2 separate regions of the Homo sapiens genome follow, and region 2 is linked to region 1. Evidence: chromatin contacts called from ENCODE Hi-C or POLR2A ChIA-PET data. All regions are on one chromosome and are shown on one strand. The core of a region is the stretch at or near the end of the contact, and the rest is flanking DNA. Distances in the headings are between cores, read along the strand shown. Region 1 holds the start of LINC02185 (long intergenic non-protein coding RNA 2185). Region 2 holds the start of LINC03107 (long intergenic non-protein coding RNA 3107).

What was found. A loop is a pair of places that touch in the nucleus more often than their neighbours do. ChIA-PET counts read pairs that join two places held with the same protein, here RNA polymerase II (POLR2A).
Region 2: a loop to region 1 is called in a map of chondrocyte, with 3 times the contacts of the local background. The contact joins the promoter of LINC03107 here to the promoter of LINC02185 in region 1. A Hi-C loop is called at or near these places in 1 of 168 maps with a recorded cell type or tissue (chondrocyte). POLR2A ChIA-PET finds 5 or more read pairs at or near these places in 1 of 52 experiments (GM12878).

What each region holds. Positions count from the first base shown.
Region 1 is chr16:14,014,192-14,017,649 of GRCh38, reverse strand. LINC02185 (long intergenic non-protein coding RNA 2185) reads left to right here and starts at 1,632. Exons shown (of 3, transcript NR_110909.1): 1 at 1,632-1,788. It also overlaps a transcript of MRTFB not described here.
Region 2 is chr16:14,427,117-14,430,540 of GRCh38, reverse strand. LINC03107 (long intergenic non-protein coding RNA 3107) reads left to right here and starts at 1,820. Exons shown (of 2, transcript XR_007065002.1): 1 at 1,820-3,424.

The DNA.
Region 1 (3,458 bases), core at 383-2,882:
CATATATACATATATATATATATATATATATATATATATATATATATATATATATACTGTAGTCAGTCAGTTCTCTTTTCGTTGCAAGGGACACAAAACTCATACCATAGAGGTTTCACACGAACAAACACAATTTACATTTCATATAATGAAAAAGCTCAATAATTCAGGCACAACTGGATTCCAGAGCTCAAGTAATAAAATCACAACTCTGTTTCCATTCATCTCTTGTTCCAGTTTTTGCTGCAGGCCATTCTCCAATTCTCTCTTTCTGCTGTTAAGAAGACTGCAGCAGGCCGGGCGCGGTGGCTCACGCCTGTAATCCCAGCATTTTGGGAGGCCGAGGGGGGCGGATCACAAGGTCAGGAGATCGAGACCATCCTGGCTAACATGGTGAAACCCCGTCTCTATTAAAAATACAAAAAATTAGCCGGGTGTGGTGGCGGGCGCCTGTAGTCCCAGCTACTTGGGAGGCTGACGCAGGAGAATGGTGTGAACCCGGGAGGTGGAGCTTGTAGTGAGCCGAGATTGCTCCACTGCACTCCAGCCTGGGCAACAGAGCGAGACTCCGTCTCAAAAAAAAAAAAAAAAAAGAAGAAGACTGCAGCAGCTTTGGCCCAATATCAAGCTAGGTTCTATTTGAAAGGAATATGATTACATCTCAGAAATGCTTGTAAAAGTCTTGTTGCATCTCATTGGCCTAAACTAAATGACATACTCAGAGTTAAACCAATTGCTTATGATGAAGGGAATGTGATGATCTAATTGGCCAATTCTGAATCACATGTTCACATCTGGAGCCAATCAATACCATCCCAACCACCATACGGCCTGGGAATAGGTCAGGGTCTTTTTTTTTTTTTTTTTTTTTTTTTTGAGGCAGAGTTTCCCTCTTGTTACCCACGATGGAGTGCAGTGGTGTGATCTCGGCTCGCCGCAACCTCCGCCTCCTGGGTTCAAGCCATTCTCCTGCCTCAGCCTCCCGAGTACCTGGGATTACAGGCATGCGCCGCCACTCCTGGCTAATTTTTGTATTTTTAGTAGAGACAGCGTTTCTCCATGTTGCTCAGGCTGGTCTCGAACTCCCGACCTCAGGTGATCCACCCACTTCAGGCTCCCAAAGTACTGGGATTACAGGCGTGAGCCACCGCGCCCAGCCTAGGTCAGAGTCCTTTAAGGGAGGTATGAAAGGACCACAAATATCCATCATCGATAGTTACTGATGGAGGGTTATCTACTATGCCTTGGAGAATTGAGTGGGACCCACCTAAAAAAAATCATATTTAAAACCACTGCAAAAGTTGCAAGTTCCATGTCATTTTTTTTTTTCTGACTGGGAGGAGCCTTATTCCAGGGTCTTCTAGGTGTTATTGGTCAGATGGTGACTTGATTGCTGCTCTCTAAATAGAGCTTTCACATCCGAGATGACTCTTCTAACTTTCTACAGAGCTCCCACATCTGTTCCTTCATTTGATCTAAATTTAACAGCATTCCTATGAGTCAGAGAAGTGAAGTAACTTGTTTACAGTCACACAGCCAAGCCAAACTTCCTGCCTCCCAGCTTACAAACAGAGCAGTGGGTCCACCCATCTTGATCCTGGGGTACTGACAAGAAATATTTTGGAGAAGTTAGATAGGGTAGAGGCAGAAGTAGACGCAATTAAACATGAAGGATTGTGAAGGCAAAAGATGAACCAGCCAGCCTAGTCTCTGGATGCATAAGCTCCAAGTGTGGAGGAGACCCGGAGAGAAAAGCAGACTGTTCTCTGTGTTTACCTGTAAGCACAGGTAAGTACAGAACCTTCTGGGAAAGCCCACTGATTTTGGTGGCAACAGCCTTCTTCAAGTGAAGACAGGAGGGAGTGAGCCTGCATCTTTAAGGATCACACAGTCTCATTTTAATTATTAAGTTGCTGCATTATTAACCGATCAGCTGTGTGCGGCAGAAAACCAAGGGTCAGAACTCCAGGGCAACGATCCATTCCTGGTGCCACCTCCAGCCCAGTAGTTTCGAACTCTTCTCGGGGCCCTTTCAGAACTTGATGAATGATAGCGAGACTTCCTTCCAGAAAAGCGCAAAATTTGTCTGCAATTTCAGGATTCGGCTAGGAATACGGCTGCAGGTATTTCCTGCCGGTGTGTTGAGGGGCTTTCCACATCCGGTCTCATGGAGTCCCAGGTCCCCTATATTTCTTGGTCTCTTTCTGAGTAATGATAACTCCTAAAGGTGGATGCAGGGAGAGGAGGAAGGGGAAGAGATGAGGAGGTAGGACTTAACAGCACAGGCCTGAATTATTTGGGGAAGAGAGGAAAATAAAGTTCTCTTTGCTGAATTGCCTTGCACAAGGCACTGGTCAAACAGAACTCTAAGCGGATAGTCCCACGGATGAATGTGCATGCCTGTGTGCATTCGTTTCCAAACTTCAGCCATGCAGAGACACCTCCAAGCCTTTTGTTTCATTTCACTTGCATTGTGGCTGTTTCCCTTTAAAGCAATACACTTACACTTACATTTCTTTCCCAGGGAAACTTTATATTACTACCAGACATGTAGAGCCGCAAATGTTATTTGAAAGGGATTAAACACTCAGAAAACCAAACAATAGTATGAAATCCTAGCTAGCCTCGATAACTGTCCTTCACTCTGAGCCCCAAGATGTACTTTCTATTTAAACAAAAAAAGAGGCAGGGTGTGGGGAGTGTGGAGGTGTTGGGGGATGAGAATAGCAAGGAAAAGAGATGTTAGACACCGAACTGAGAGTTTTTTATTTTTTATTTTTTTGAGATGGAGTCTTGCCCTGTCGCCAGGCTGGAGTGCAGTGGCACGATCTCAGCTCACTACAACCTCCGCCTTCTGGGTTCAAGCAATTCTCCCTGCCTCAGCCTCCTGAGTAGCTGGGATTACAGGCACCCACCACCATGCCCGGCTAATTTTCTTTTTTTCTTTTTTGCATTTTTAGTAGAGACGGGGTTTCACCATGTTGGCCAGGCTGGTCTCGAACTCCTGACCTCAGGTGATCCACCTGTCTTGGCCTCCCAAAGTGCTGAGATTACAGGCGTGAGCCACTGCGCCTGGCTTTTTTTTTTCTTTTTGAGACAAGAGTCTCACCATGTTGCCCATGTTGGAGCGCAGTGGCGCAATCACTGCTCACTGTAGCCTCTGCCTCCCAGGTTCAAGCAATTCTCCTGCCTCAGCCTGCCAAATAGCTGGGACTGTAGGCGTGTGCCACCATGCCCAGCTAACTATTACTATTTTTTTTTAATTTGTAGAGACAAGGTCTCACTATGTTGCCTGGGTTGGTTTCAAACTCCTGGCCTCAAGTGATCCTCCCATCCCAGCCTCCCCAAAGTGCTGGGATTACAGGCATGAGCCACCTTGCCCGGCACTGAGACTCTTGATATTATCAGGACTGAAATGATTGCAAGAAGACTGTCACTTTCTCACCAGTCTTCACTCT
Region 2 (3,424 bases), core at 571-3,070, 410 kb before region 1:
CTACCACGACTGGCCTGGATCATATGATGTGCTATTTGTAGTGTTTTGAGGAGCCTCCATGCTGTTCTCCATAGCGGCTATACTAGTTTACATTCGTGAATGTGTGTTATTTATTTATTTATTTATTTATTTATTTTGAGACAGAGTTATATTGTAATTACATATGTAATGTAACGAGGTGATGGATATGCTAATTACCCTTATGTAATCATTATACATTATATGTGTGGAAACATTACATCCGTGGTTCACCCAGGCTGGAGTGTAGTGGCACAGTCTCAGCTCACTGCAGCCTCCACCTCCCGTGCTCAAGTGATCTTCCCACTTCACCCTCCCAAGTAGCTGGAGTTACAGTCACATGCCACTACACCCAGCTAATTTTTGTTTTGTTTTGTTTTTTGAGATGCAGTCTCACTCTGTTGCCTAGGCTGGAGTGCAGTGGCATGATCTCAGCTCACTGCAACCTCCACTTCCTGGGTCCAAGCAATTCTCCTGCCTCAACCTCCCAAGTAGCTGGGATTACAGGTGTCCGCCACCATGCCCAGCTAATTTTTGTACTTTTTAGTAAAGACGCGGTTTGGCTGTGTTGGCCAGGCTGGTCTCGAACTCCCGCCCTCAAGTGATCCACCCACCTTGGCCTCCCAAAGTAGTGGGATTACAGGCGTGAGCCACCGCGCCCAGCCCGAGTGTGTGTGTGGTTTTGTTTTGTTGTTTTTTGTTTGTTTGTTTTTGAGATGGAGTCTCGCTCTATCACCCAGGCTGGAGTGCAGTGGCACAATCTCAGCTCACTGCAACCTCCATCTCCCAGGTTCAAGCGATCTCCTGCCTTAGCCTCCCGAGTAGCTGGGATTACAGGCATGTGCCACCACGCCCGGCTAATTTTTGTATTTTCAGTAGAGACAGGGTTTCACCATATTGGCCAGGCTGGTCTCGAACTCCTGACCTCGTGATCCACCAGCCTTGGCCTCCCAAAGTGCTGGGATTACAGGCCTGAGCCACAGTGCCCGGCCGAGTGCGTGTGTTTTTAAAGTGTGCATCATTATTACTGAACAGCAACACCAAGAGAGTCTCACGGTTCCTGTGTGTTCCCACTTGGACTATTTTGCAACACTCCTCTTGACGTTGAAAAGAAAATGCTATGACACTTGGTTACTGCTGAGGCGAGGCCAAACCACCCTCTCCAGACCTGGGAAACCAGTGAGTATTAAAAATAGTTCAATCTTTTTCGCTACTTTTTAAAAAATCTCATGAGTTCAGCTGAAATCTTTTTCCCCCAAATGATTCATGGAGTAAATCAATGTGTCTGATTTTTGCCGAGGAGGGGAAATAGGACACCTGAAGGCCAGATCATGTTTCCCCTGGTTGTGCGCCATCCTCTCCTCCAAGTTGCCTGATCCTGCAAACAGCAGTTCCGTTTGTCTTCAGTTGCCTGCTTTTTCTAGTCATGCTGTGAACTTGAACTTGAGAAAGCTTGATGCTGACTGGGCCTGGTGAGAACGCTACATGTTCAAGTTGAGGGTCTTTTTAAATGGAAATCTTTTTAGACTGGCTCACGCCTGTAATCTCAGCACTTTGGGAGGCCGAGGCGGGCAGATCACTTAAGGTCAGGAGTTCGAGACCAGCCTGGCCAACCAACATAGCAAATCCCTGTCTCTACTAAAAACACAAAAATTAGCCAGGCGTGGTGGCGCATGCTTGTAATCCCAGCTACTTGGGAGGCTGAGGCAGGAGAATCACTTGAACCCAGGAGGCGGAGGTTGCAGTGAGCCAAGATCATACCACTGCATTCCAGCCTGGCTGACCAAAAAAAAAAAAAAAAAAGTTAAAAAAAAAAAGTTTTAGACAGATAATTCTTGTCAAAAAAGGACAACAAATAAGCACCCTTTTTTTTCTGTTTTAGAGGGTGAGGTGGGGAACTTAAGTATGTTTCATAAGTAAAGAGTGAATCCTCACGGTGATTTTTTTTAAGCTTGAAAACATAGGAAAATGGTAAATCAGAAACTTGAAGCCAGGGAGCCTTACCTGTGTGTGCAAGTGTGGACTTGAGCAAAGGGAAGCCTTAGGCACCTGTGCCAGGCCCATGCAACTTTTCCATGGACACGTCTTCCTATATTTCCAATAACAACCAGAGAACCAGCTACCCGCCTTTTGATGCTGTCCTCTTCCTGCAGGAGGAAGGGTAGGGGGACAGGATTCTTCCACCCAAGTGCCCTTGCAGGTGTCTAAGCCTGGGTGGTGGATTCTTGGTTCCTGGCAGGCCTTGGAGGGCAGGCAACAGCCAGACTGCCAAAAACACCCAATTAGATTGAATGTGGTTCCCTAGTTGTGGCTGTGGGTAGGGAGGAAAGTTAAGTCTCTTCACACATCTCCTCTCTGCACGCTGTGGTCTAGTTTGCACAGCCTCTTCTTATTCTTAATAACCCAGAATCTGAGAATTTAGAGTCCTTCTTGTTACTTAGGAAGGACTAATCTTCCCCGGCAGGTTGTCCTGCATTTGTTGAATGGGGTAAAAATTGCATAGCATCTCGAGTGCTGTGCCTACAAATTACCTTGATAAATGATTGTGACTCAGCAAAGCTTAGGCTTTTGCCCTAGTTTTGGAGGCTGGGGCTAACTAGAGAAAAAATGGAGGGTCTGTTGGGTGTTTCTGCTGTTTTTACAAGGCTTCATAATTCCCCATTGTCTGCGTGTGTGTGAATCAGCAAGTGGTTCGCATCCTGATTGGGTGGTGTGATGGGAGCACCCACCTCGCAGAGCCTCAGAGCCCTCATTGTCTCCCTTTTCCATTTGCTCATTCCTACTTTGGCCAGTGGCACCCTGAAAGAGTTTTCATTAGTAACAGTGTTGAGGAAACCACCCATTAGAGGCAGCGGGACTACACTGATCAGCATGTGGGCTGGGTGATTGCTCAGATCTGAGCTCAGAGCTTGCTGTGCTGCTCACCAGATGTGTGAGCCCGAGGATGCTGTCCCGGCTCCCAGCCTCAGTTTCCTCACCTGTGGGACTAGACGGGACTAAACCAGGGGGAGAATAGAAAGCACCCACGGGTAGTAAGTGCTCACCGAGGCATTTCCCCAGATTCCTGCCATTGTTTACTTACACTGGGAAGCACCCACAGCCTCCTCCTGGAAAACACACACCCCCTGCTCTCAAGAACTTTCCATTTTAAAACAAACTTGCCCTCTGGTGTGTCATCCTTGCTTTCTGAAAGTGAGTTTTCTTCTCCACGCCACTGTGTGTTTTTTTCTGATAGCAGTAGGGACTGTGTATTGGAGCTCAGTCTATGGGAAGCATTTTGTACTCGACGTTTAGGCACGATTATCCCCATTTGAAGATAAACTGAGGCTCAGGCGGGTTCAGTAACCTGCACTGGAGGTCAGGGTCAGTGGCAGAGCTGGAATTCAAGCCCCAGGATGTCCGACTG